Regions from separate parts of the Homo sapiens genome. Here region 1 is linked to region 2. The links are chromatin loops, found by intact Hi-C in ENCODE. Cell type or tissue: psoas muscle. All regions are shown on one strand. Links, peaks and the distances in the headings refer to the core of each region. The heading gives the core; the rest is flanking DNA.

The links. A loop is a pair of places that touch in the nucleus more often than their neighbours do. Peaks named below come from ENCODE experiments on the same cell type or tissue, not always from the same donor. Only the 100,000 strongest peaks of a DNase experiment are listed, where the experiment ranks them.
Region 1: it touches region 2 in a loop (6-fold over the local background); 17 of 110 quality-filtered maps call a loop at or near these places.

Annotation. Positions count from the first base shown.
Region 1 is chrX:119,722,036-119,737,021 of GRCh38, reverse strand. No RefSeq gene overlaps it. Among named protein-coding and RNA genes, the nearest start is that of SOWAHD, 29 kb to the left of the region's middle. In psoas muscle, for the core only: a CTCF peak has its summit at 6,897 (motif pointing right); no DNase peak of the experiment used is centred there; H3K27me3 peaks cover 317 bases.
Region 2 is chrX:119,675,781-119,690,766 of GRCh38, reverse strand. The region is part of intron 1 of SEPTIN6 (septin 6); the gene reads left to right. Among named protein-coding and RNA genes, the nearest start is that of SEPTIN6, 9.9 kb to the left of the region's middle. RefSeq lists enhancers at 4,517-4,566, 4,597-4,646, 4,917-5,146, 12,604-13,104 and a silencer at 12,546-12,665. In psoas muscle, for the core only: no CTCF peak of the experiment used is centred there; DNase peaks (open chromatin) are centred at 4,586 and 5,093; H3K27ac peaks cover 1,406 bases.

The DNA of each region.
Region 1 (14,986 bases), core at 3,817-11,816, 44 kb before region 2:
TGTTGCCCAGGCTGGTCTTGAACTCCTGGCCTCAAGTGATCTGCCTGCCTCAGCCTCCCAAAGTGCTGGGATTACAGACGTGAGCCACTGCACCTGGCCCATTTCTTTCTTTTTTTTATTTTTTATTTTCTTGAGACAGAGTCTTGCTCTGTCACTCAGGCTGGAGTGCGGTGGTGCGATCTCAGCCCACTGCAAACTCCACCTCCTGGGGTCCGGCTAAGTTATGTATTTTTAGTAGAGATGGGGTTTCGCCATGTTGTCCAGGCTGCTCTTGAACTCCTGATCTCAAATGATCCGCCTGCCTCAGCCTCCCAAAGTGCTGGGATTACACTCGTGAGGCACCGCACCTGGCCTTCACTATTATTTATTTATTTGACACAGAGTCTTGCTCTGTCGCCAGGCTGGAATGCAATGGTGCAATATTGGCTCACTGCAACCTCTGCCTCCCGGGTTCAAGCGATTCCCCTGCCTCACTGAGCCTCCTGAGTGGCTGGGACTGCAGGACTGCGCCACCATGCTTGGCTAATTTTTTTTTTTTTTTTTTTTGTAAGTTAGTAGGGATGGGGTTTCACCATGTTGGCCAGGATGGTCTGGATCTCCTGACCTCGTGATCCGCCCATCTTAGCTGGGATTACAGGCGTGAGCCACCATGCCCGGCTGCCTTCACTATTACTAATATCATATTTTATTTCATGTAATGGTTATAATAGCCCTGCCAGGGAGAGTGAACAAAACAGGCTTTAAAGTTAGACAGACCTGGTTTGAATCTCAGCCTGAAGACTTAACTACGTGACTTATATAAGGCACTTTACTTCTTTGTACCTGAGCTTCCCCATCTATAAAGTGGAGGTCATGATAATGACACCTGCCCCCTCATCTGCCCCTGCCCAGCAGCTGCTCCTGGGATTCTAGTGTTTCTAGAGAAACTGTGGCTGCTGTCTCTCCCAGCGCTGTCGTCTTCTCTGGGCCAGAAGCACACACAGCCTGAGCTTGTTGGACCTCACGCCCCTGCTGTGCCCTCTGTGGGGCTCTCAGCTCCAAGTGGGTTCTGTCTAATAATTACATAATAAGGTGTAATCACATAATAATTACACTTTAGCTATCCTACGAATTAAGGCAGCTCTTCCAAAGACAGCACATCACACAATGCCCAGCATGTGCCAAGCTTCAGTTAATGAGAGCTGGGTTTGGTTTGTTTTGTTTTGTGATCTGACTGGGCTGTGACCTCCTTGGCTGGCTCTGGGTTCATCTGTCCCTCTCCCAGATGAGCAGTCTGCAGCCCTCCCCTTCAGCAAATGGGGCCGCGTAGCCTCCGCACTCCTCTTGGTTGCTGCCCAATGGGCTGTGACAGATGTCCTGCCAGGCAGCTGCTGGCCCTGCTCATCCTGTGGCCCTCTTTCTAGCATCTGGGCTCCTCAGCTCCTTGGGGGATGGGACTTCGGGGCTCCTGGTCTTGACTTTGGTGGCTAAACATAGAGTGCCAAGTCTATTTGTTCCCAAGTAGTTGAGATGGCACAAGCCTGGCCACCTTGCCCTGGACGCCCAGCTCCCGGTTGAGGAGAAGCCCCCTGCAGGAGTCACTATTATGCCTCCCTGGCCATTTCCAGGCCTGAAAGTGACATTTCTCTGCTCAGTTCACTGTCACTAAAGATGGGTTCATGTGCTGTTTTCTCCAGAGCCTGGTCTGCCCTCTCATCCATGCCTGTCACTCAGCCCAGCTTGTCACTTCCCTCCTTCAACAGAACCTCAAACTGCTACCATGATGCAGCCTGGGCACTCTTCCATCTGTCTGCCTTGCCTGCCCCTGCCCGGCAGCCGCTCCTAGGATTCCAGTGCTTCTCGGGAAGCTGTGGCTGCTGTCTCTCCCAGTGCCGTTGTATTCTCTGGGGCAGAAGCACACACAGCCTGAGTTTGTTGGACCTCATGCCCCTGCTGTGCCCTCTGTGGGGCTCTCGGCTCCAAGTGGGTTCACTCTATGAGCCTGGCCGGCTGCCAGCTGGCTGGCTTTGCAGCCGACTCTGGTGAGGAAGTCCTGCCAAGGGCTGGCCTGGATCACTGTTGCTAGAGGAGCAGCCACCTCCCCACCACCACCCCACATAGAAACATTGGGTTCCACATTTGTAAGCGGACATGCCCAAGAATTTGCTACCCCCACTCGTTGTGCGTCAAAAGCTGGCTAAAGGCTGGGTGAGGTGGCTCACACCTGTGATCCCAGCACTTTTGGAGGCCAAGGCAAGCAGATCACTTGAGGCCAAAAGTTCCAGCCTGGCCAACATAGTGAAACCCCGTCTCTACTAAAAATACAACAATTAGCTGGGCGTGATGCTGTGTGTCTGTAATCCCAGCTACTAGGGAGGCTGAGGAACGAGAATTGCTTGAACCCGGGAGGTGGAGGTTGCAGTGAGCTGAGGTTATGCCACTGCACTCCTGCCTGGGCTAGAGTGAGACTTCGTCTAAAAAAAAAAAAAAAAAAAAAAGCTGGCTAAAATGGGCAGCCACGAAGAGGGGTAAAGATCTTATTGTGATCGGAGTTCTAGGTCTGCTGGTCACTGGCTGTGTGACCTTGAGTGATTACTTAACCTCTCTGAACCTCCATTTTGTCATCTGAAAAATGGACATGAAAGGAATTACTTTATTACCTCATAGGCCTTTTGGAAGGATCAAATGAGAACTTGGATGTGAACACTTTTTTTTTTTGAAACGGAGTCTCGCTCTGTCACCCAGGCTAGAGTGCAGTGGCGCTATCTTGGCTCACTGCAAGCTCTGCCTCCCGGGTTCACGCCATTCTCCTGCTTCAGCCTTAACGAGTAGCTGGGACTACAGGCGCCCGCTACCACGCCCGGCTAATTGTTTTGTACTTTCAGTAGAGACGGGGTTTCACCGTGTTAGCCAGGATGGTCTGGATCTCCTGACCTCGTGATCCGCCTGTCTAGGCCTCCCAAAGTGCTGGGATTACCACTGCGCCCGGCCTTTTTTTTTTTTTTTTAAGACGTGGTCTCGCTCTGTCACCCAGGCTGGAGTGCAGTGGCACGGGTGCGATCTCGGCTTACTGCAAGATCCACCTCCCCAGTTCATGCCATTCTCCTGCCTCAGCCTCCTGAGTAGCTGGGACTACAGGCGCCCGCCACTACGCCCGGCTAATTTTTTTTGTATTTTTAGTAGAGACGGGGTTTCACCGTGTTAGCCAGGATGGTCTCGATCTCCCGACTTCGTGATCTGCCCACCTTGGCCTCCCAAAGGGCTGGGATTACAGGCGTGAGCCACTGCATCCGGCCTCTTTTTTTTTTTCTTTTTTGCGACAGAGTCTTTCTCTCACCCAGGCTGGGGTGCAATGGCAGGATCTCGGCTCACTGCAACCTCCGCCTCCCAGCTTCAAGCGATTCTCCTGCCTCAGCGTCCTGAAGAGCTGGGATTACAGGCATGCGCTGTCACGCCCAGCTAATTTTTGTATTTTTAGTAAAGACAGGGTTTCACCATATTGGCCAGACTGGCCTCGAACTCTTGACCTCAAGTGATCCACCCGCCTTGGCCTCTCAAAGTGCTGGGATTATAGGCGTGAGCCACCACACCCGGCCTCCTTTCAAGCTTCTGATGGCTGCAAGCAATCCTTCATGCTCCTTGGCTTGTAGATGCATCACTCCAATCTCTGCCTTTGTCTTTTTTTTTTTTTCGAGACAAAGTCTCACTCTGTCGCCCAGACTGGAGCGCAGTGGCGCGATCTCAGTTCACTGCAACCTTCGCCTCCAGGGTTCAAGTGATTCTCCTGTCTCAGCCCCCCGAGTAGCTGTGATTACAGGCATGTGCCACCACGTCCAGCTAATTTTTTTTTTGTTTTGTTTTTGTTTTTTGTTTTTTGTTTTTGTTTTTGTTTTTGAGATGGATTCACCCAGGCTGTAGTGTAGTGGCACGATCTTGGCTCACTGCAAGCTCCACCTCCCGGGTTCACTTCATTCTCCTGCCTCAGCCTCCTGAGTAGCGGGGACTACAGGCACCCACCACCACGCCTGGCTAAGTTTTTGTATTTTTAGTAGAGACGGGGTTTCACCATGTTGGCCCGGCTGTTTTCGAACTCCTGACCTCAGATGATCCGCCCACCTCAGTCTCCCAAAGTGGTGGGAATACAGGTGTGAGCCACGGTGCCCGGCCTCTGCCTATGTCTTTATGTCACCTCTCTGTGTCTTTTCCCTTTCTTTTCCCTTATTAGGACACCTGTCATTGGATTTAGGGCTTGCCCTAATCCAATACAATCTCGTCATAACATTTTTACCTTAATTACATCTGCAAAGACCCCTTTTCCAAATAAGGTCACATTCTGGATGGATATATGTTTTGAGAGAGGTTCCATATTCAACTCACTGCAGAAAGGTATTAAGAATTTCAACAGGGCTGGGTACGGTGGCTCACTCCTGTAATCCCAGCACTTTGGGAGGCCGAGGCAGGTGGATCACAAGGTCAAGAGTTCAAGATCAGTCTGGCCAAGATGGTGAAACCCTGTCTCTACCAAAAATACAAAAATTAGCTGGGTCTGGTGGCACATGCCTGTAATCCCAGCTACTCAGGAGGCTGAGGCGGGAGAATCGCTTGAACCTGGGAGGCGGAGGTTGCAGTGAGCTGAGATTGCTCCACTGCACTCCGGCCTGGGCGACAGAGTGAGACTCTGTCTTAAAAAAAAAAAAATTCAACAGGGTCTCAGAAGTGCATTAGACCAATTGCAGGACCCTGCTAAGAGTGGGGCCCTGTCCCACTACACAGATCACATGCCCATGAAGCTAGAGTGTACCAAGGTCATCCATGCCCTCCCTTTATGCTGTCAAATCCAGCAGTTGGGTCTGAGTCCTCACCTTACTGGACCCTCTCAGCAGCATTGGACATTGTCGATCACCCCATCCTCCTTGCAACTCCTGCTTCCCTTGGCTTCTGGGACACCCAGCTCTCCTGGTTTTCCTTTGAGCTCCCTAGCCAGTCAGTCATTCCTCAGTGCCTTCCTTCTGCTGGTCCTGCTGGCTCCATCCTCTAGAGTCTGGAGATTGGGGAGCCATGGGGCTCGGACCTCGTCCACTTGTCTCTATGTACTCGCTCCCTTGAGAATCTCATCTCATCCAGGTCTTTCAATGACCCCTCTGCACAGACGCCTGCTGCTCCGATCCTTCCTCTGAATTCCAGACACACAGATCCAGCTGCTGTCCAGCAGCCTGCTGACAGCTCCCCTTGGAGCTCTAATAAGCTTCTCAAACTTAGCCCATCCATAGTGAAGTCTTCCTAGTTGCTTGGGTGAAAATCTGCCAGCCATCTAAATGCCTCTCTTTCCTCTCACATCTCAACACAGTCTCAGCAAACACTTCCTGCCCTTCTTAGAATGAGATCCCCACTCCTTGCCATGGCTCACAAGGTCCTCCATGAAAACATGACTGAGTCTTCTGCAATCTCACCTCCTCCCTCTCCTACCAACTTCATCCCCACCCCGACCTGCACTGAGGATGCTCCAGTCCTCCACCACCCCGCCTCTGGCTCCTTGATCACACCGAACACTCTCCCACCTCAGGGCCTTTGCACCTGTAGTTCCCTCTGCCTCGTGTGATCTTTCCCAGTTCACTCATGAAGCAGGCTCCCCCACTTCATTCAGTCCTGCTCCAATGTCACCTGCTCAGGGAAGGCCTCCCTGACCACCCTGTTGAAAATAACACCCTCTGGTCCCTCTCTGTTCCCATCCCCTGCTTTGTTTTTATCCAGAGGCATCTCGTACTTGCATTTGCTTCAAATCTACCTCCCTAGAAAGTAAGCTCCATAATTTTAGGGACTTGGTGTTTTTCACTACCGTCATTGTCACCACCCAGCACAGTATGTGACACATATGTGTTGAATCAGAGAATGAATGAATCTAAGCATGTTGCTCTCCTCGCTTAAAATCCCGAGATGCTCCATCACATCTCCGTGCTTTTGCCCATGCTGTTCCCTCTGCTCAGAATGTCCTTCCCCTTCCTAGCCTGCCTGGAAAACTTTTAGTCATCCCTCAAGACCAGAGCCCACTGTCGCCACCTTTGTGAAGCCCCTAGTTGCTGTAAGAGACACCTATATTTAGGCCGGGCACGGTGGCTCATGTCTGTAATCCCAGCACTTTGGGAGGCTGAGGTGGGCGGATCACCTGAGGTCGGGAGTTTGAGACCAGCCTGACGAACATGGAAAAACCCCGTCTCTACTAAAAGTACAAAATTAGCTGGGCATGGTGGCGCATGCCTGTAATCCCAGCTACTCAGGAGGCTGAGGCAGGAGAATCGCTTGAACCCAGGAGGTGGAGGTTGCAGTGAGCCAAGATCGCACCATTGCACTCCAGCCTGGGCAACAAGAGCAAAACTCCATCTCAAAAAAAAAAAAAAAAAAAAAAAAGAAAGAAAGAATAAAAAAGAGAGACACCTATATTTTCTCCTCTATATTAAAACAAAACAAAACAAAACAAAATTCAACTCCAATCATGTTTCCCTTGCCTCTCCCAGGCAACACCTCAACACCTTTTCTGGAGGGAAATTACTGTACCAGAAAAGATAGTTAATTTTAAAAAAAAGTTTTTTTTGAGACAGAGTCTCGCTGTGTTGCTAGGCTGGAGTGCAGTGGTGCAATCTCAGCTCACTGCACCCTCCACCTCCCGGGTTCAAGCAATTCTCCTGCCTCAGCCTCTCAAGTAGCTGGGACTACAGGTGCGTGCCACCACGCCCAGCTAATTTTTGTATTTTTATTAGAGACAGGGTTTCACTGTGTTGGCCAGGCTGGTCTCGAACTCCTGATCTCATGATCCGCCTGCCTCGGCCTCCCAAAGTACTGGGATTACAGGCGTGTGTCGCAGCACCGGGCCTTTTATTTATTTGTTTATTTTTTCAAATAACGGGGAACCTGGAGGCAGAAACTTGGTGAGTCACAAGGGGGCAGCAAAGTGTTCCCACTCGGAGGAAGGCTACAAAGCCTTTCATCATCAGCTAGCAGCAACAATCGGTTTAAACCATGTAGCAATAAAGGATTAGCCACTGGATTTAGTAACAACTGGTCATCACCCACTCCAGTGTCAGTATTTGAAAAAGAAATAGGATTGTAAAATCTCAGCTCAGCCATTTCGTATACGCCCTTGGGCCAATCGCAATCTATTTGACCCTGGTTTCCTCATCTGTAAACTAGGGATACCTGCTTCCGAATGTCACTTCCTCATATGGTTGTCTTGATAATTAACTAGGATGATGAAGGTAATAGATGAGCTGCCTGGAGTGTAGTAAGTGTTCATATGTAAAATACTATTATTACCATATAAAGAACCAAGGGAACTGAGTGTTGCTGAATACCTAGTACGGGCAAAGGCACTTTGAATCCTTAATCAAGTGATGAATGATGAGAAGTTAAATGAGAGGTTGAATGACAAAGTGAGAGGTTAAGTGACATGCCCAAGGCCACATAGCTAGCAACAACAATAGCGGTTCACACCTAGCAGGTACTTACTATGTGCCATGCCAGGCAACCACAGTTCTAAGTACTTTGCATCTTTGCATGAGCAATTTTTTTTTTTTTTTGAGACAGGGTCTCACTCTGTCTCCCAGGCTGGCGTGCAGGGGTGCGATCTCAGATCACTGCAACCTCTGCCTCTTGGACTCAAGTAATCCACCCACCTCAGCCTCCCGAGTAGCTGGGACCACAGACACTTGCCACTATGCCTGGCTCATTTTTTAGTATTTTTTGTAGAGACGGCGTTTCGCCATGTTGCCCAGGCTGGGAGCTATCTCCCTTCTTACAATGATCCCGAGAAAAGAATTTTTATCTGAGGAATGCAGGTCAGGCCGGGAGAGACATTAAAATGAGACTGAAATCAGGCCCTACTCCCCACTTTGAACTGTGTATTCATCTCTTGAAATTGCTTGCTATTGCCATAAATAGCTATAAATTAACCCAATAATGCCACACCAGACACTACAACCCACAGTCTGTAGCTTAACAATGTTATTTCTGTAAATCAATGAGAATTCCTGACAAACAACTTTGCATCAGTCCACTCCTTGTCCCCTACTTTTGCCTTCAAAACTCCACCTGTAACTGCTAGTAATTGAAGTGTACATTCAGGGAAACTTGACTTTCTGCTCTCAGGTTGCAATCTTCAAGCTTGGCCCACATAAACTCTCTACTTACATTAATTTTGCCCAAGCTGCTTCTTTTTAGGTCGACAATCCTATGGAGTATGTACCCTTATTATGCCCATTTGAAAGAAGACTGAGGCACAAATAACTGGGCTAAAGTCACGCTGTGGAGTGTGGAGCTGGGCTAAGAGCGGAGGCAGTCTGGCTCCTGAGCCAGGGCTCTCGCTGCCCTGCCACCTGGCGGAGATGAGATCAAGCTGAGGAAAGCTTGTCATGGTCAAGATGAGGAAAAACTCAAGCCCTTTCCACCACCCTAGGCTGCTTTGAAACTAGCTTGCCTCAAAGCCTGCTCCAGACTATTGAAAAACAAAACCAACACTCCCCCACCTCAACCCCATTATGCCCCTCTTCAGCCACTGGTTTCTCCCTCTTCCCCATCATAACTGCACTTTCTTCGTGGCTCACTGCAATCTCCGCCTCCTGGGTTTAAGCGATTCTCGTGTCTCAGCCTCCCAAGTAGCTGGGATTACAGGCGAGTGCCACCACGCCCAGCTAATTTTTGTATTTTTAGTAGAGATGGATTTTTGCCATGTTGGCCAGGCTGGTCTCGAACTCCTGACCTCAGGTGATCTGCTCTCCTCGGCTTCCCAAAGTGCTGGGATTACAGATGTGGGCCACTGTGCCGGGCCAAGAATAAGAAATTGATTGTAAGGCCAGGCACGGTGGCTCACGCCTGTAATCCCAGCACTTTGGGAGGCTGAGGTGGGCGGATCACGAGGTCAGGAGTTCGCGATCAGCCTGGCCAATGTGGTGAAACCTCGTCTCTACTAAAAATACAAAAATTAGCTGGGTGTTGTGGCGTGCACCTGTAGTCCCAGCTTAGTTGGGAGACTGAGGCAGGAGAATTGCTTGAACCCGGGAGGCGGAGGTTGCAGTGAGCCAAGATCGCGCCACTGCACTCCAGCCTGGGCAACAGAGCAAGACTCTGTTTCAAAAAAAAAAAAAGGCCAGGCGCGGTGGCTCATGCTTGTAATCCCAGCACTTTGGGAGGCTGAGGCGGGCAGATCACGAGGTCAGGAGATCGAGACCACGGTGAAACCCCGTCTCTACTAAAAATACAAAAAAAAAAAAAAAAATTAGCTGGGCGCGGTGGTGGGCGCCTGTAGTCCCAGCTACTGGGAATGGCGTGAACCCGGGAGGCGGAGCTTGCAGTGAGCCGAGATTGCGCCACTGCACTGCAGCCTGGGTGACAGAGCGAGACTCCGTCTTAAAAAAAAAAAAAAAAGAATTGATCGTAAGTTAACTGAAAGTTATAAGCTAAAGAAAAAATGTGTCTGAAGTTAGCCTTGTCAGGTGTAAGTCTGAATCCCCACGTCCTACCCCTGCCCAGCAGTGGAACAAGGAGAGGCAGGGCCCCTACCCGGGCTCCTGCAACTAGAGGAGCTTAGCAGGATGAGTCAAGGAGCAAGTCCAAACTGAAATTCATTAGAGAGAAGCTGCAAATTAAGCCTCAAGGAGACCAAGGGCAAATGCTAAAACAAAGAGTCAGACACCAGACCACAAACGGATGCAAAGCTAGGCTATGAAGCTGAGAGTTTATTGTCAGCCAGAGACACAGTCAGGCGAATGTAAGTCATACACAAGCAAGGAAGATCCAGGGCAATGCGATCAAACAATCTTAGGGCAGGTTCTTGGTGCTTTAGGTGTGTTGGGGTGTTTTAAAGTCTGCATTCAGGGCAGGCAGGTTAGCACTGCAGTGGAGATGATACATCAGGCTATCATTGCTTGCTGTCTTTCGACATTAGAGCCATCCAGCTAGGCACTTTGCTCTGGTTCTGTGGTCACTAAGCAACTTCTTGATTAAAATGTGGCCTCCCACGTAGGTGTGCTTTACTGAGAGATAATGGGCTGGCTAGCCAGCATGAGTAGTCCTTCTCTCCTGGCCTTTATTTCTCACTGTAATGTTTTCTCAAAATGAAATATACTTGATTACATTCTCTTATTACAAAAGTAATATATGCTAATTATAGAAAATATAGACAGGCAAAAAGGGAGCATAAAGATCATCCATAATCCTCCAATCCAGAACAACTACTGTTAAGAGCTTCATATTAGTTGTTTTTTTTTGTTTGTTTTTGTTTTGTTTTGTTTTGTTTTGAGACAGGATCTTGCTGTCACCCAGGCTGGCATGCTGTGGTGTGATCTCAGGTAACTGCAACCTCTGCTTCCCGGGTTCAAGTGATTCTCCTGCCTCAGCCTCCAGAGTAGCTGGGACTACAGGCACGTACCACCATGCTTGGCTAGTTTCTTTTGTATTTTTAGTAGACACGAAGTCTCACCATGTTGGCCAGGCTGGTCTTCAACTCCTGGCCTCAAGTGATCCGCCTGACTCGGCCTCTCAAAGTGCTGGGATTACAGGGGTGAGCCACTGCTCCTGGCCAGATGCTTTTTTTTTTTTTTTTTGAGACAAGTCTCGCTCTGTTGCCCAGGCTGGAGTGCAGTGGCGCAATCTCAGCTCACTGCAACCTCCGCCTCCCGGGTTCAAGCAATTCTCCTGCCTCAGCACCCCCTAGTAGCTGGGATTACAGGCATGTGTCACCACACCTGGCTATTTTTTGTATTTTTAGTAGAGATGGGGTTTCACCATGTTGGCCAGGCTGGTCTCGAACTCCTGACCTCAGATGATCCACCTGCCTTGGCCTCCCAAAGTGCTGGGATTACAGGTGTGAGCCACCGTGCCTGGCTGATCCTTCTTATATGTATATTTACCTACAGCACATATACGTATGGTCATATACACATATTTACTATTGGTATTCTATCTTTTCCTTTTTTTGATTTAAAACTTCTTCAATTATGCAATGATACCTGAGTACATTTTCTTTCTTTCTTTCTTTTTTTTTTTTTTTGAGACGGAGTTTTGCTCTTGTTGCCCAGGCTGGAGTGCAATGGCGCGATCTCGGCTCACCACAACCCCCGCCTCCTGGGTTCAAGGGATTCTCCTGCCTCAGCCTCCTGAGTAGCTAGGATTACAGGCATGCTCCACCACACCGGGCTAATTTTTTGTATTTTTAGTAGAGACAGGGTTTCTCCATGTTGGTCAGGCTGGTCTCGAACTTCTGACCTCAGGTGATCTGCCTGCCTCAGCCTCCCAAACTGCTGGGATTCCAGGCGTGAGCCGCTGCGCCCAGCTTATGAGTACATCTTCATAAAATACTTTAAAAAATATTTTAATTAAGAGGGGGGTGGGTCTTGCTATTGTTGCCCAGACTGGTTTCGAACTCCTGGGCTCAAGCAATCCTCCCACCATAGCTTCCCAAGCAGCTGGGATTACAGGTGTGTATCACCATGGCCTCGCAAAATTTTAAGATGATATAGAATCATGTAGAGTAAAATATTAAGGACCTCCAAAACAACTCATAGTAAATAGCTTTGTATTTATCCTTGCAGTTTTTTTATGCATTTATATATCAATATTACATACTATTAAAATAGAAGACCTAGTATCTTACTATCATACTTTAAAAAAATTTTTTTTTTTTTTTTTGAGATGGAGTCTTGCTCTGTTGCCAGGCTGGAGTGTAGTGGTGCGATCTTGGCTCACTGCAACCTCCCCCTCCTGGGTTCAAGCGAGTCTCCTGCCTCAGCCTCCTGAGTAACTGGGATTACAGGCACCCACCATCACACCTGGCTAATTTTTGTATTTTTATTAGAGACAGGGTTTCACCATGTTGGCCAGCTCTGGTTTCGAACTCTTGACCTCAGGTGATCTGCCCGCCTTGGCCTCTGAAAATGCTGGGATTACTGGCGTGAGACACTGCGCCTGGCCCCATCATACTTTTTAGTAACTGCCTATTTTTACTAAAGATTCTATCATGAACATCTAATCACATCAATAAATACAATTTACATTATCATTTTTAAAGGCCACACAGTATTCTATTGTATGAATGCACCACGATTTATTTATTTATTTATTTATTTATTGAGATGCAGTCTCGCGCTGTCACCAGGCTGGAGTGCAGTGGTGTGATCTCGGCTCACTGCAACAACCTCCGCCTCCAAGGTTCAAGGGATTCTCCTGCCTTAGCCTCCCGAGCAGCTGGGACTACAGGTGCATGCCACCACGTCTGGCTCATTTTTTGTATTTTTAGTAGAGACAGGGTTTCACCATGTTGGCCAGGATGGTCTTGAACTCCAGACCTCATGATCCGCCTGCCTCGGCCTCCCAAAGTGCTGGGATTACAGGCGTGAGCCACCACGCCCTACCCTGATTTATTTAATTAATGAAATAATTTGGAAATTTGTCCCCACCCAAATCTTATGTTGAATTTTAATCCCCAATGTTGGAGGTGGGGCCTGGTGGGGTATTTGGGTTATGGGGTGGATCCCTTCATGGCTTGGTGCTGTCCTCGTGATAGTGAGTTCTCACAAGATCTGGTTGTTGTAAAGTGTGGCACCTTCCCCTGCCCTTTCTATTTCCTCACTCCTGCTCCCGCCATGTGAGACACCTGCTCCCACTTTGCCTTTTTCCACGAGTTAAAATGCTCCCTAAAGCTTTCCCAAAGCCTAGCAGATGCCAGTGCCACACTTCCTGTACAGCCTGCAGAATTGTGAGCCAATAAGACCTCTTTTTTTTTATATAAATTACCCAGTTCCAGGTATTTCTTTATAGCAACACAAGAATGGCCTAATACAACTAATATCCTAATTTTTTATTTTTTATTTTTATTTTTTGAGACAAGGTCTTTTTCTGCCACTCAGGCTGGAGTGCAGTGGCACTCACTGCAGCCTTGAACTCCTGGGCTCAAGAGATCCTCCTGCTTCAGCCTCCTGAGGAGCTACAACTACAGGCACATGCCACCATGCCCAGCTAATTTTTTTTTTTTTTTGACACAGTGTTTTGATCTGTCTCCTAGGCTGAAGTGCAGTGGCCTCATCTCGGCTCACTGCAACCTCTGCCTCTCGAATTCAAGTGATTCTCCTGCCTCAGCCTCCTGAGTAGCTGGGATTACAGACACCCACCAGCATGTCCGGCTAATTTTTGTAGTTTTAGTAGAGACAGGGTTTCACCATGTTGGCCAGGCTGGTCTCGAACTTCTGACTTTAGATGATCCACTCTCCTTGGCCTCCCAAAGTGCTGGGATTACAGTCCTGAGCCACCGAGCTCAGCCCCAGCTAATTAAAAAAAAAATGTGTAGGCCAGGCACAGCGGCTCATACCTGTAATCCCAGCACTTTGGAAGGCTGAGGCATGAGGATCACTTGAGCTTAAGAGAGTTTGAGACCAGCCTGGGCAACATAGTAGGCCTCATCTCCACAAAAATAAATAAATAAATAAATAAGTAAATAAAAATAAATTCTTTTGGCCAGGCACAGTGGCTCACGCCTGTAATCTCAGCACTTTGGAAGGCCGAGGCAGGCAGATCACAAGGTCAGGAGTTCGAGAGCAGCCTGACCACTGTGGTGAAACCTCTTCTCTACTAAAAATATAAAACTTACCCGGGCGTAGTGGCACATGCCTGTAGTCCCAGCTACTCTGGAGGCTGAGGCAACAGAATCGCTTGAACTTGGGAGGCAGAGGTTGCAGTGAGCCAAGATTGCACCACTGCACTCCAGCCTGGGAGGAGACAGAGGAGACTCCATCTCAAAAAAAAAATTATTTTGTAGAGATGGAGTCTCGCTGTGTTGGCCAGGCTGGTCTCAAACTCCTGGCCTCATGGGATTCTCCTACCTCAGTCTCCCAAACTGCTGGGATTACAAGTGTGAGCCACTATGCCATGCCATATCCTATTGTTGAAGATTTAGGTTGTTTCCAACTTTCTCTTATTACAAATGGTGCTTCACTAAACATCTTCCTGTGTATATCATTATGCACGAGTGATCGTTTTCTTGGAACAAAGTCTCATAGGTGGAATTGCAGGGTCAAACAATGTGAACATATGAAGGTCCAATTGGCCTACACACCCACCACCCGGCGTATGGGAGTGCTCATTTTCTTCAACGCTTGCCCAGGCTAAGTATTTTCAATCTTTTTAATCTTTGCCAATCTATGAGCACAATAGGATAGATCATTGTTGCTTTAATTAGCATTTAAAATCGTCCCTGAGGTTAATTCATTTCTTTAACAAATATAATTCAGGATCTGCTATGTGCCAAATGGTGTCTTAGGCATCAGAGATACAACGTTCAACAAAATGGCCACAGATATTGTTCTTATGGGGCTTATGACCTAAGGAGAGACACAGACAATAATCAAACGATACAATAAATAAAGGTGAAACTGCAACTGTGATAAGGGCCGTGAAGGAAAAGTAGAAAGAGCTCCGAGAGCATAAAATAGGGGCCGTCGGGTGTGGTGGCTCACGCCTGTAATCCCAGCACTTTGGGAGGCTGAGGCAGGTGGATCACCTGAGGTCAGGAGTTCAAGACCAACCTGGCCAACATGATGAAACCCCATCTCTACTAAAAATACAAAAATTAGCCGGGTGTGATGGTGGGCGCTTGTAATCCCAGCTACTTGGGAGGCTAAGGGAGGAGAATCGCTTGAACTCAGGAAGCAGAGATTGCAGTGAGCTGAGATTGCGTCACTGCACTCCGGCCTGGGCAACACAGTGAGAGTCTGTATCAAAAAAAAAAAAAAAAAAAAAAGTAGGGGAACTGGAGCCATCAGGGAAGGCTTCCAGGAAGAAATGATGATTGAGGTGATGACTGAGAGAAGAGTTGGAGTCAACAGGTGAAGCAGAGATGGAAGCATTCCATAGCGAGGACAGCATGTGCAAAGATCCTGTGGTAGGTGAGGCATTTGAAAGCAGTGCAGTGTACTTAGAGTACAGAGAGTAAGGGAGAGGTAAGAGAGGTAGGCAGGGGCCAGGACAT
Region 2 (14,986 bases), core at 1,627-9,626:
GTGGCTAGCTTAGGAATTCTTTTTTTTTTTTTTTTTTTTTTTTGAGACGGAGTCTTGCTCTGTTGCCCAGGCTGGAGTGCAAGTGGCATGATCTCGGCTCACTGCAACCTCAGCCTCCCAGGTTCAAGCGATTCTCCTGCCTCAGCCTCCCGAGTAGCTGGGATTACAGGCACCCGCCACCACACCTGGCTAGTTTTGATATTTTTAGTAGAGGGGGGTTTTCACCATGTTGGCCAGGCTGGTCTCGAACTCCTGACCTTGTGATCCACCCGCCTCAGCCTCCCAAAGTGTTGGGATTACAGGCATGAGCCACTGCTCCCGGCCAGGAATTCTTTTTAATGAGCTCTGAGACGTGGTACCATGCGAGTAAGTGCCCTAGTGTGTGTGTGTGTGTGTGTGTGTGTGTGTGTGTGTGTGTATGTGTATGTATGTGGGGGGTGTGTTCTTTCTAGAATCAGTTGAGAGTCACTGTGGGTAAACATCCTTAGTGACTAAAACAAGCCTTCAAGTTGTTGGGTAGGGCTTACATTGCACGCAGCCAACTTGGAAGTTCAATTCTGGTGCACATAATACAAGTCCGTCCCATTTGAATGAACACCACAAACGGTTTGGTGTGACAACACCATTTCTCCACTGTGTCCATATTTACTTGATTGACTGATATGTGGCCAGCACTATGGTTAGCCCTTGTCAACTGGACAAAAAAAGGTAGCAGGCTTTAAAAAACGTTCGTGATCGGACTGGGCTTGGTGGCTCATGCCTGTAATCCCAGCACTTTGGGAGGCTGAGGTGGGCAGATCATGAGGTCAGGAGTTCGAGACCAGCCTGGCCAACATGGTGAAACCCCGTATCTACTAAAAATACAAAAATTAGCCAGGCGTGGTGGTGCGTGCCTGTAATCACAGCTACTCAGGAGGCTGAGGCAGAAGAATCGCTTGAACCCTGGAGGCAGAGGTTGCAGTGAGCCAAGATTGCACCACTGCACTCCAGCCTGGGCAACAGAGCGAGACTCCATCTCAAAAAAGAAAAAAAAGAGGCCGAGGTGGGTGGATCACAAAGTCAGGAGATCGAGACCAGCCTGGCTAACATGGTTAAATCTCATCTCTACTAAAAATACAAAAAATTAGCCAGGCGTGGTGGCGGGCACCTGTAGTCCCAGCTACTGTGGAGGCTGAGGGTGTGAACCTGGGAGGCGGCACTTGCAGTGAGCCGAGATCGTGCCACTACACTCCAGCCTGGGCGACAGAGTGGGAATCCGTCTCAAAAAACAAAACAAAAAAAAGTTCGTGGCTTTTAAGCTTATAGTCTAGTTGGAATGACAAATTGTGGACACTGTGAAATAATTAAAGAACTATAGAAGATCCTTGTGATGCCCCACCTCACCCCCTGACTATGAGGTGGCTTGGGCTGCTATTAATATATATTTCGAGAGGTTCCATGACTTGTCCAAGGTAACCAAGGCACAGGGCAAGCCCCAAAAGCTGCATGTGCTGGCTCTTTTAATGAGCTGTTCCTTTCAATGTTGCATTCTGGGATCCAGACCGTAAATGCCGGCCCATACCAAGAGCATCTGGATGATTCTGGCTTGAACTAGTCCCACAATGTGAACAATGAAGCTTTCTCTAGTGGCAATCTAGGTAGTGGTCATTCTCCCAAGTGAACTTTCAGGGGCTAACTTTGCCCTACAAAGTTAGCTGGGGTTGGTCTGGGTCAACTGTCTCAGAGCAACTGTCTTCAGGTGGGGAAAAGATTGCTGCTGCACTCTGGTTTTGCTATCATCACGTGGCAGTTACCCTTTGATTCCCTTTGAGGTCTCTGCTTCAGGCGTTCCTACCACCACCCACTAAAGGTAGTATCGTACCTCAAACATAGAAAACAAAACCCTATTACCTAGCTCTATTGGTGATACAACACGGAAGAAAGTTTACATGGCCCTAAATATTTAAAAATGTTGATTCTAAATTTGAGGGGTTTTTGGACAGTCATTACATTATTTTCTAACTTCTCTGTGTGTTTGGGATGTTTCTTTTCTTCTTTTCCTTTTTTTTTTTTTTTTCCCCGAGATGGAGTCTTGTTCTGTCGCCCAGGCTGGAATGCAGTGGCGCGATCTCAGCTCACTGCAACCTCCGCCTCCTGGGTTCAAGAAATTATCCTGCCTCAGCCTCCCGAGTAGCTGGGATTACAGGTGTGCACCACCGTGCCCAGCTAATTTTTGTATTTTTAGTAGAAACAGGGTTTCACCATGTTGGCCAGGCTGGTCTCGAACTCCTGACCTCGTGATCTGCCCACCTTGGCCTCTCAAAGTCCTGGGATTACAGGTGTGAGCCACAGCGCCCGGCCTGGGATTTTTCAAAATAAAAAGCGGGCAGAATGACAATGTCCCCCAAATGCACATGGTCCCTTCTTTCAAGGAACTGGTGGAGGCAGACACAAATCACTATCTAATTATCTTTGTGATAAGTGCTACACAGGAGAGTGACTGCCTGCCATGAGATTTCATTACTAAGGGAACCTAACTCAGCAATGAATGGAGGCAGAGGGTGACAGGAAGGGCTTCCTGAGGGCTTCAAATAGGAAATGGGTAGGTGTGAAGGTGGGTGAGATCTCACATCTGCTACTGGGTTGGGAACATTTCATTTGCCAATTCACCCACTTTTATTTTCATTCATTCCTTCAGCACATATTCACTGGGCACTGATCGGCCAGGCCCCGTGCCAGGTGCTGAGGATATAGTGGTGGCCAAGGCACGCAGGAACTCTGCCCTCTCACAGCTTCCAGATGAAAGGCAGGAATAAGCCCTGTTTCCTTTTTACATCCTAAATCCTGGAAATGTGAGTGTTAGCGGTGTTCTTAATACAAAACTACATTATAGCAGAGTGATTTGTCTGTATCATCTAATGAGATTTTGATCTGCAGTCATGTGCATAGCATTTACTTTGTGGAGTCTCTGCTGTAAATTTTCTATTAATTGCTGGCTTTGTTACCAAGCATGGCCACTGCCTTTGTGTGCTATAAGGGAGCAAACCTATTGCATTAGCCTGAGCAAAGCCAATTAGGAAGATAAGTCCTCTGGAAAAAGGTATTCCCAAACTAAGTAGGGCTGATTTCTGGACTTGCCTGGGTTTTTGGATGATCAGAGCCATGGTTTAATATTAGCATGAACAATTGAGAAGGGCTTTTAGTTGCATGTACATTAAAACTACATTCAAGACAGATGAGGCCAGGTGCGGTGGCTCACGTCTGTAATCCCAGCACTTTGGGAGGCCGAGGCGGGCAGATCATGAGGTTAGGAGATCCAGACCATTCTGGCTAACACGGTGAAACCCCATCTCTACTAAAAATTAAAAAATTAGCCGGGCGTGGTGGCGGGTGCCTGTAGTCCCAGCTACTCTGGAGGCTGAAACAGGAGAATGGCGTGAACCCGGGAGGCGGAGCTTGCAGTGAGCCGAGATTGTGCCACTGCACTCCATCCTGGGCGACAGAGTGAGACTCCGTCTCAAAAAAGAAAAAAAAAAAAAGACAGATGAAAGAAAGAAAGAAGGAAAGAAGGAAAAAGAAGGAAAGAAGGAAAGCCATGGATATATATAACATGTTTCTTTCAACGATCTCGAAATGCTTCCATCTGTATGATTTCATTTTCCCCAATGGCTTCCTGGACAAGTATTACTGTTCCCTTTATTTAATGGGTGTAGGGAGACCAAGTTACTTAGTCCGAAGTGCTATTGCTGGTCAGTGGGTGATACGATTAAACACCCACCAGATGACACAGATTCCTTGTTTAAAAACACTTGTCTTTTCATGATGTTTCTAAGACATCAAAATCCTGCCATGACCTCTCTTCCCCCTCTTTTCACTACACTCCCTCAGCACTCCCATAGGGCCCAGGGAAGAGTATACTAGGGTGATTCGGAGACTCTCTGATATTAAAAAGATTCTCAGCTTAAATCCAATATAGCACAGTCACGGGTTGTGTGGGTTTTCTTTTTTATTTTTTCTTCTCCATATTGCTTTAAATAAAAATCTTGGAGCCACCAGCCATGTAATGATGGATTATTTTAAGTAACAACTGGAGTGGGGGGCGCAGAATAAATTAGAAACACAGACCCTTCCTCCTCAGTTTGGCAGGAGGAGGCTTCTGCTGCTGGGATTTGAAACCGTGGGTTTCTCTGCCGCCTGCACAGAGGAAGGAGGCCACATGCTCAGGAGGGTGAGAAATAATGTTATCCTCTTCTTCAGTGTCTTCTCATTAGAGGCAGCCATCTGCTGAATTATGCAGCGCGCTCTCAGCCGGCCCTTCCACTCACTTAAAGGTGACCAGGGAAAAGATCTGCAGGCCTTCTCAGCGAGAGGCCTCAGGGCTCAGGTTTCCCCTGCCATGGCCCTCTCTGACCCGGAATGAAGGCCCTGGGGTAACGGGGCAGAACTCTGTTTTCCTGGCCCTGATGAGGTGTGAGGTCGTGTTCGGTTTCCTTTCACATTGGAGGCCCCCAGCTCTGAACACTGGCGCTGAGGCAGGAACTGGGTTTTTTTCAGATCCCCATTAAACAAGACCAGATGGAGGCAGAGGCAAATTCAGGCTCCCCAGAGGGCAGTTGGGCATTCACCCAGAGGCCTGTGGGTAAACCTTTTCTTTTTTAGCAGATTGGAGGTAACAATAGCCAGAACACCTAGAAAACTCTCTTTCAATTGTCTGGCTTCCAGGGAATCTGGCTGGCTTTTGTGGGAAAGTTTCACTCACCCTGAGCAAGGGTCACCCCTGGCCTGAGGTGGGGATATTTGACCTAGACTTAGGCTTGTGTTAGTCTTGGGGTTCTTCAGCAGAACTGGGCAGCTGGCCAGGCTGAGACTTAGGCCGCAGTCAAAAGAGAGGGAAACAGGAGGAAAAAGTGGGGAAGTGAGTAGAGAGCAGGAACACACAATGAGTGCCTTCCACCGCATTGACTGCTTCAGTTGCCTTCTGTGGGCCAGAACCACCTTGGGGAGCTCACGGGTTTCCAGATTCGGTTCCTTGACCCTTCTGCCCCTGACCAGCATCAAGCCAGAAGCTCAATGTCCCGGAATTTTACCAGTCTAAAGAAACACATGTGCCACTTGAGTCAGCTTTTCCATTTGAGAGTGGCCGTTGGCTCGACAGGGGCCTGGATCCTAGCACTATTCTCTGTCACTAAATCAGTCTGTGACGTGAGCCAAGTCACTTCCTCTCTGTGAGTCTCTGTTTCCCCTTTTGTGAAACGAAAGGGCTGGATTAGGTGATCTTTAAGGGCGTTTCCAGCTCTAACATTGTATGGTGCTTATGTTTCCTTTTTCTCCAGCCTCATTTCTTTTAGGTCCTTGCCTGCGTCTGCTTCCGAATGAGGTGGCAGAATTGAACCCCACCCCTTCCCTGCTTTGACCCCTTGAGCTGGGTGGGGAGAGAGTCGTAGGGAAGGTCGATCTATGCTTTTAGCTCAGCAGGCTCTCGGTAAGTGGAACAGAAACAACCCTTCAGATATTGCCTGTCCATGTAGGTGTAGATAGCTATTGTCTTCCTATAAAGGTACATGACAGCTGAATGTTTGTCTATTGAATCCTGCTTTCAATGCAGTAGAAGAGCCGGCTACTTAATGGAATCCTGCTGTGAATCCTTTTATAGAATGAAAAGCCACTCTGGAATTTATCTTGTGTATTAAAATCAGTTTCATCTATTGGATTTGCCAAAAATGGGCCTCCTCCTCTGTCTGGTAAGGATAGTCTGTCTTGTGCTTCTTCAGCACAACTGCTCCCCAACTGAAGGGCATTTCTGAGGCCCCTTGGGGGTGCTGCCAGCTTTTGCAGGCCTTATTTCTCCTTAGAACAGCCCCCACATTTCTCTTTCCCAGGATAGGGCATTGCTACTACTCAGTTTCCTCTTAGCCTGGCTTAATTAGCATGAGGGACATTCTGATATTTGATGTGTTGGATGCATTTGAGAATTGTTTTTAAAACCTGTGGGAACTTGGCTGTGTGCGGGGGCTCACACCTGTAATCCCAGCACTTTAGGAGACTGAGGCGGGCGGATCACCTGAGGTTAGGAGTTCGAGACCAGCCTGGCCAATATGGCAAAACCCCGTCTCTTCTAAAAATACAAACATTAGCTGGATGTGGTGGTGGGCGCCTGTAATCCCAGCTACTCGGGAGGCTGAGGTAGGAGAATCACTTGAACCCTGGAGACGGAGGTTGCAATGAGCTGAGATCGTGCCACCGCACTCCAGCCTGAGAGAGACAGAGTGAGACTCCATCTCAGAAAAAAAAAAAAAAAAAAAAAACCTCTGGGAACTTATCAGTGCTTTTGTGGTTCTTATGACATAATACAGCGGCATCCTTGGCAGCATTGGAGGCAGCAGAGGAAGCTATCAGCTACCTGATTGTTTCATCAAGACTTTTTGCTACATGTTTCAGGATATATGATTTGACTTCTGGTTCACATGAATCATTATAATAAGAAATTATACTGTATGACAATAAGTTATATATATAATATGTAATAATAAGTTATAATAAGGGGGCTGGGCACAGTGGCTCACGCCTATATTCCCAGAACTTTGGGAGGCCGAGGCGAGTGGATCACCTGAAGTCAGGAGTTCTAGACCAGCCTGGCCAACATGGTGAAACCCCATCTCTACTAAACTAAAAATACAAAAATTAGCTGGGTGTGGTGGTACACACCTGTAATCCCAGCTACTCAGGAAGCTGAGGCAGGAGAATCGCTTGAAACCAGGAGGGAGAGGTTGCAGTGAGCTGAGATCGCGCCACTGCACTCCAGCCTGGTTGACAGAGTGAGACACTGTCTCAAAAAAAAAAAAAAAAAGAAGTTATAATAAGGAGACTAATAGGGTTTTATTGTATTTCTGGTAAAATAAATGTTTTATATACAATAAAACTGCCTGAAAGCTAAATGCTCTGATGACCCAAATTGTCAGGCACCTTTTTGGTTGTAGTTCAATATTTTTCTAAAATACCTGAGGCCACTTTCCTACCCAGGAAAGTATCATCATAGAATCTTTTTTAAAAAAGTAACATTTTCCCTGTTTATAAAAGTAAAATATGCCTATTGTAGAACATTTGGAAAACCCAGAAAAGCAACATCACCTACAACCTCTCTACCCAAAAGAAATCACTGACATTATTTTGGCATGTGTTCTTCTAATCTTTTAAAAAATGTGTATTTTCCCCCATCATTGGGATGACCCTGTGTATACAGGTTGGTTTTCCTGTTGTTGTTTGCCTTTGGTGAGCATTTCCTTTTGTCATTAAATATTCTTAGAAAACATTTTTCTCAGCTGCTTAATATTCCATCATGTATCACTGAACCGATGATTCATAGTCTTGGAGATTTGCACGGTCTTTCAGACATCAGTGTTCAGGGCTGAGAGTGGAAATGGAGAAAAGGGAGGTGTGAGAGCTTGGGCCCACCAGTAGGTGACTGAAGAGAGTCCGGTTTCAGTGTTTCTTTTCTTTCCTAGCATTTTTGTTGTTGTTGTTTGTTTGTTTGTTTTGAGACAGAGTCTCCCTCTGTTGCCCAGACTGGAGTGCAGTTGTGCGATCTCAGCTCATTGCAACCTCCGCCTCCTGCGTTCAAGCGATTCTCCTGCCTCAGCCTCCCAACTGGCTGGGACTACAGGCATGAGCCACCAAGCCTGGCTAATTTTTGTATTTTCAGTAGAGACGGGTTTTCCCAGTGTTGGCCAGGCTGGTTTCGAATTCCTGGCCCCAAGTAATCTGCCCGCCTTGGCCTCCCAAAGTGCTGGGATTACAGGCATGAGCCACCGTACCTGGCCGCTTTCCTAGTATTTGGATGGGAATGGCCAGAGGAGAAAGTTTAGGGACAGCCTAGTCATCAGCAATGAGTTTCAAACTTTTTGCTTTTATTCTTTAGAATGACAGCTACTAATTTAGCCACCCTGGTTTGAAACAGAGGCGGGAAATTCTCCATTGACACAGATGCACCCTCAGTTCCCAGAGGCCTCAAATACGGCTTGCTTACTATCACAGAGGTTGGAAGAGGGGCCAAGGGGAGTGGGGGACAGAGGTGGCCTACTCGGGTGCTTAAGGGACTCTTTATTTTCAGTAACAGCAATGAGAGAAAGATGCGCAGCTGGAACCACCATAACTTGTTCTTGATAATATGAACCTTACGAATATTCAATTAAAAAACGAAATTGGTGTGTCCTCAGGAGAGGAGGCAGAAGAGAAAGAGAGCAGTGTTTCTGCCTGTGATATGAAATGTGGTATAACGTATTTAAAAACCACAGGTGACTGCAGATGAGGAGAAAACAGGAAATGTAATTGGGGAGGGGAGTGGGGCGCTCTCCCAGTTCTCAGGAGCACTCTTTCATTTTGCCTTCCTTTTAGCTCCTCTCAGACTCTCTGCATCCTAATTACCCCTGCTGCAAAGCTGAGTGAGAACTCTTCTTTCTTATATTAAAAATGTTTTAAAATTACATGGGTAACATGCGAATACATTCGTGCTATAAAAGAGTCAAACAATAGGGAAGCATACCGACTACTCCCTTGACTGAGCCCCTATTTCCATCCCCCTCCCCTGAGGTAGCTACGATTGTGGGTTTGGTGGCTGTATTTTCAGTCTTCTTTCTATGCATCCACATACATTTACGTGCAAATACACATCTACAGGGCTTCTGGGGCATATATGGGCTCATATTGTGCTTATAGTTTACAACTTCTATTTTCTTTTTTTTTTCTTTCTTTTTTTTGAGACAGGGTCTCACTGTTGCCCAGGCTGGAGTGCAGTGGCACAATCTTGGCCCACTACATCCTCGACCTACCGGGCTCAAGCAATCCTCCCACATCAGCCTCCTGGGTAGCTGGGACTACAGGTGTGTGCTAACACACTTGGCTAATTTTTGTATTTTTTGTAGAGACGGGATTCTGCTGTGTTGCCCAGGTTGGTCTCAAACTCCTGGGCTCAAGCGAGCCACCTGCCTCGACCTCCCAAAATGCTGGGATTACAGTCATGTAATAACTTCCATTTTCTTCTATTTTATTACAGTCGCCCTATAACTTCTGTTTTCTGTTTTATAATATGTCTTGGAGATACTCACATCAGTACATACAGAACTACCCACATGCTTCTTAATGGATGTAGAATATTCCAGAATATGCGTGTACCATAATTTGGTTAAATATTTTCCTATTGTTGGACATTTAGGTTGGGTTTTTTTTTTCAGCATTATAAACTGTGCTGTAATAAATTTCCTTGTAATAGATCTTTGTACAGATTCTGAGAGGAGGTTGCAGGGTTATGAGAGAAGTGCAATTTAAAATGGTGACTTTGGCCATTCCAGCATCTCAGTTCAGGCCTTCAGTATGGTAATATGGCACCACCTGCTACTAAAGATGAAAACTTGAGATTTACTGTCAGACATGCTGGGCCAAGTTGCCGGTTCCATCTCCTCTCGTGCACATTGTAGTCAAGGAACATTCAATTAACTGCAATCAAAGTAATCAGGCCCTCAATTAATCAGGCCACCTTAAGGAGAAAGAGGAAAGAGATAAGATATCAGAGATTTAGTGAGAGAGGAGGGGAGAAACTTCCAGGGGCTGTGCTGGGGTCAGTGTACATTCAGTTCAATGTTGTGTCCTTCTGTCCTTCCTACCTTTGCGTATTTAACTCTGAACAATGCGGACTGATACTCATAATGATGACCTTGACATCTTATAAGATTCATCAAAGCAAGGGTGCATAGTGTTTGCCAGACAGGATTTCCTAAAGTAGGAACTATACAAATACATTTTTTTTTTTTTTTTGAGACAGAGTCTTACTCTGTCGCCCAGCCTGGAGTGCAGTGGCGTGATCTCGGCTCAATGCAACCTCTGCCTCCCGGGTTCAGGTGATTCTCCTAACTCAGCCTCCCGAGTGGCTGGGACTACAGGCATCTGCCACCGCGCCCAGCCAATTTTTGTATTTTTAGTAGAGACGGGGTTTCACCATGTTGGCAAGGCTGGTCTTAAACTCCTGACCTCATGATCCACCCGCCTCGGCCTCCCAAAGTGCTGGGATTACAGGCGTGAGCCATCGTGCCTGGCCACAAATACATTTTTGAAGCTTTCTTAGCTACAGGGATTGAGACAAAAAGTTTGCTGCTTAAATCCCAGTTAGCAAGAAAAACACATTGACCAGGTTCTATGTCCCTTCTTTCCCAAACTCCTCAGTTAATTTAGGTGTATTGGACACTGGGTAACAGATACAAAAGAAATAAGGATTCTAAAAGTCACCAGTGGCTGGGCATGGTGGCTCACTCCTGTAATCCCAGCACTTTGGGAGGCCGAGGTGGCCGGATCATTTGAGGTCAGGAGTTCAAGACCAGCCTGGCCAACAAGGTGAAACCCCGTCTCTACTAAAAATACAAAAATTACCTGGGCGTGGTGGTGCACACCTGTAGTCCCAGCTACTCCGGAGGCTGAGGCAGGAGAATCGCTTGAACCCATGGGCCGAGATTGTGCCACTGCACTCCAGCCTGGACAACAAGAGAGAAACTCCATCTCTAATAAATAAATAAATAAATAAATAAATAAATAAATAAATAAATAAAATTAAGAGTGTTTATCTCTGGAGAGTGATATTATGGTTGATTTTGATTTTCTTCTTTATTATTATCTGTATGTTCTAAAATTTCTACAGTGAACATTGATTACTTCCACAAAATAAAAAATCTGATAAATGTAATTTTTTTAGTAACAGCTAATTTAAAATCAGTCTCCTCATCGTCCCCATTAAACAGGCATCTTTTCCTGGCTTTCCTATGTGTCTCCATGGTGCTGTCAATCCAAGCTCCCGGGCTTAGACCCTTGCGATTGTTCTCTCTGCCCAATCACTCCTTGAGGCTCATCCCTTCTTTTTTAATTAATTAATGTATTTATTTTTGAGACGGAGTCTCTCTCTGTCCCCCAGGCTGGCTGGAGTGCAGTGGCGCAATCTCGGCTCACTGCAAACTCCGCCTCCTGGGTTCAAGTGATTCTCCTGCCTCTCAGCCTCCTGAGTGGCTGGGATTACAGGCTCCCGCCACCACGCCCGGCTAATTTTTGTATTTTTAGTAGAGATGGGGTTTCACCATGTTGGCCAGGCTGGTTTTGAACTCCTGACCTCGTGATCCGCCTGCCTCAGCCTCCCAAAGTGCTGGGATTACAGGCGTGAGCCACTGCTCCCGGCAGAGGCTCATCCCTTCTTAAGACATCTCTCAAATTTGTTCCTTCTCTTTGAGTCCCAAGTCAGGTCAGTTCACACCAACCAGCATTTATTGTCACAGTGCCTGGATGTCACTCTGCTGGCTCAACATTATTGGAGTCATCTCCTCCTATGTCTTCCTGCTCCTAGTCTCTCTGTCCATCCAATCAAGCAAACACCCTGCAGCTGGAGTGATCTTTTAAAAACACTCCCTGTATCATGGCCCTCCCTGCTCAAATCACTCAAAATCCCCCAAATCCCATTGCTTAGGAAATGAAGTCCATACTTCTGCTTCTTAGGGCTTAAAAAATTATTTCTTTTGGGCCAGGCATGGTGGCTCATGCCTGTAATCCCAGCACTTTGGGAGGCCAAGGTGGGTGGATCACCTGAGGTCAGTAGTTCAAGACCAGCCTGGCCAACATGGCAAAACCCCATCTCTACTAAAATATACAAAAAATTAGCCGGGTGCGGTGGTGGGCACCCAGCTACTCGGGAGGCTGAGGCAGGAGAATCGCTTGAACCTGGGAGGCGGAAGTTGCAGTGAGCTGAGATCGCGCCACTGCACTCTAGCCTGGGAGACAGGGAGAGACTCCTTATCAAAAAAAAAGGAAAGAAAAGAAAATTTTTTCTTCTGCCGTTTAGGGCTCTTTACAGCACTGTCTTCAGTTTGAAAATTCATTTCCTCTCCTTTTGACTTTGGAGCACTTGAAGCTTCATGGTGCTGAATTTGTTGGAGGCCGGAAGAGGCAGCCAGGGGTGATAACAAATGGCTCAGGAAACCTCAACTCTGAGTCCACCTCAATTTCCGATGCCTGCTACATCGGAGGCTCCGTAAAGAAAGCATATCAGTTCTCATGTCCCTGACTCCCCTGCAGCGTTGCGGACCAAGAACTAGCAGTGGGAATCTTGCATCTTACTTTGTTTGCTTTAATAAAGAGAAGGGGAAATGAGAAGGAGAAGCAGAAAGGGGTGAACGTAGAACAAAGCCTTGAGTGATGTGAACCACTCATGAGGCTCAGCTGTCTTTATTTATTTTTTTTTTTTTGAGACGGAGTCTCGCTCTGTCGCCCAGGCTGGGTGCAGTGGCGCGATCTCGGCTCACTGCAAGCTCAGCCTCCCAGGTTCACGCCATTCTCCTGCCTCAGCCTCCTGAGTAGCTGGGACTACAGGCGCCCGCCACCACGCCCGGCTAATTTTTTGTATTTTTAGTAGAGACGGGGTTTCACCGTGTTAGCCAGGATGGTCTCCATCTCCTGACCTCGTGATCCGCCCACCTCGGCCTCCCAAAGTGCTGAGATTACAGGCATGAGCCACCGCGCCCGGCCGAGACAGTGTCTTGCTCTGTTACCCAGGCTGGAGTGCAATGGCGAGATCATGGCTCACTGCAGCCTCGACCTCCTGGGCTCAGGTGATCCTCCCACCTCAGCCTGCTGAGTAGCTGAGACCACAGGCTCACGACACCATGCCCGGCTCATTTTTGTATTTTTCTTGTTGTTGAGATGGGGTTTTGCCATTGTTGCTCAGTCTGGTCTCAAACTCCTGGGCTCAAGAGATCCGCCCACTTCGGCCTCCCCAAGTGCTGCGATTGCAGGTGCGAGCCACTGCACCCAGCCTCAGGTGTCTTCAGGGGACCCCCTGGGGCAGAGAATACACCAACTCTCACTGAATGATGGCATATGGTTGTCTGTTAAGAGTTCTCCACTGGGAGGGTGTGGGGTGAGATGTGTGAGGGTAATGAACTTGCCACATGGCATTCACCGGCACTAGCCCTGTCGCTTGCCCTCACAGGATCTAGTGACACCGATGGGAGTGAGATCTAAAGCTGTGTGAAGGGGCTATCTGGGAGCCGGTTCTGACAAAGTTGGCTGCTGAGAGGCTCCACCACCCTCACACCCCACCCCTTTCAGTGTGAAAATGTGCCCTTATTATGGACCTAGTCTAAAAGGTGGTCCAGCCCAACAGAAGAGCTGCCTGCTTAGTGCAGCCTGTGATGCTGGGCTGGGCCTCCTGGCACTAACCGTGCCCTTCTTGGACTGCTCTTGGCATCTTTCTAGTTATGGAAAGCTTGGTGCAGCCCCACCCAACAGAAACTGACTCCTTACATAGTACTCCCTTCTTGTCTAGCTCAGCTGTCTCAAGCTCCCTTCTCCCCTGTCCCCTCCCCTCCCCTGTGGCCGTTGGTTGGTATTTGGCACATTTCTTGAGTCCACGCTCCACGCAGGCCCCTTTTATGCTTCCCCCTGGCTCCTTGGAATCCTGTTCCAGTTTGAGTCTCCTCCTGTTTTGTAAAATCATTAACTATAAGCAGCTTTGGGCCTTGCAGGCGAAGCAAAGGCCCTCTGCTTTCCAGGGCTGGGAGTGGCTTGGCTGACCCTTAGGGAGTCAAGGGACCCAGAGGAAGCACGGAGGCAGCTTCTTGTAGCCATAGGGAGCCACAGTGTTCCATGCAGTACCCTTCAGGCTGGGGGTGTAAGGATAACCCCACAGTGAATAACAACAGCAGCTACTGCTGATTGAATGCTCACCACATGCTAGGCACTACGCTAAGGGCTTGAGGAGCATGATCCTGTATAATCCTCACACTCCTACTCAATAGTTTCCGATTTTATGGATGGGGAAAACTTAAGAAGTTTATGTAACTTGTCTGAGGGTGACACAGCCAGGAGATGGTGGAGATGGGGCTGTAACTAACACCTGCCAGATTTCAAAGCCTCTACTCTTAACCTCTACACTACACTGCCTTTGTAGGTCCTCAAAATGCTCTAGAGAGAGAGGAACAATTGCTTTTTTTTTAAGACAGGATCTTGCTCTCTCACCTGGGCGGGAGTGCAGTGGTGCCATCATAGCGCACTGCAGCCTCTACCTCCTGGACACAAGCAATCCTCCCGCCTCAGCCTCCCAAGTAGCTGGGACTACACAGGCACATGCCACCATGCCCAGCTAATTTTTGATTTTTTGTAGAGATGTTGTCTCACTGTGTTGCCCAGGCTGGTCTCAAACTCTTGGCCTCAAGTGATCCACCCACCTTGGCCTCCCAAAGTGTTGGGATTACAGGTGTGAGACATTTCGCCAGCCAATAATTGATTTTTTTTTTTTTTTGAGACAGAGTTTCGCTCTTATTGCCCAGGCTGTAGTGCAGTGGCGTGATCTCGGCTCACTGCAGCCTACACCTCCCGGGTTCAAGCAATTCTCCTGCCTCAGTCTCCCAAGTAGCTGGGATTATAGGCACCCACCACCATGCCTGGCTAATTTTTGTTTTTTTTGGTAGAGACAGGGTTTCGCCACGTTGGCCAGGCTGGTGTTGAACTCCTGACCTCAAGTGATCCCCCCCGCCTTGGCCTCCCAAAGTGCTGGGATTACAGGTGTGAGCCACTGAACCCGGCCCAATAATTGCTTTTTAAACCCTTTTCGTAATACTTACTGAATACTTCTGCATATACTAAGCTCGTTACATGTATTAGCGTTTCTGAGGCTCCCAGTCACCTCTAAGATATGCCATATTATCTCAGATGGCAGATGTGGAAGGAAACAGTCTCAGCAAGTTACTCAGCTTGTAAATGACTGAGTGGAGATTTAACCTGAGTCTGTGAATCTCGGTGCCAGCATTCTCCTCCCCTGACTCCACTCTCCTGCCCCTAATAAGCTCCTCTGTAATTTTCTCTGGAGCTGTGGCGACATTCACTATTGAGCCTAGAGGATGCCTGTCCCCAAGAATCTGTGATTTCCAAGCTGACGGGCCATTTTGCTTTGGAGCAGGGAGTAGCTGAGGGAAGAGATGACACA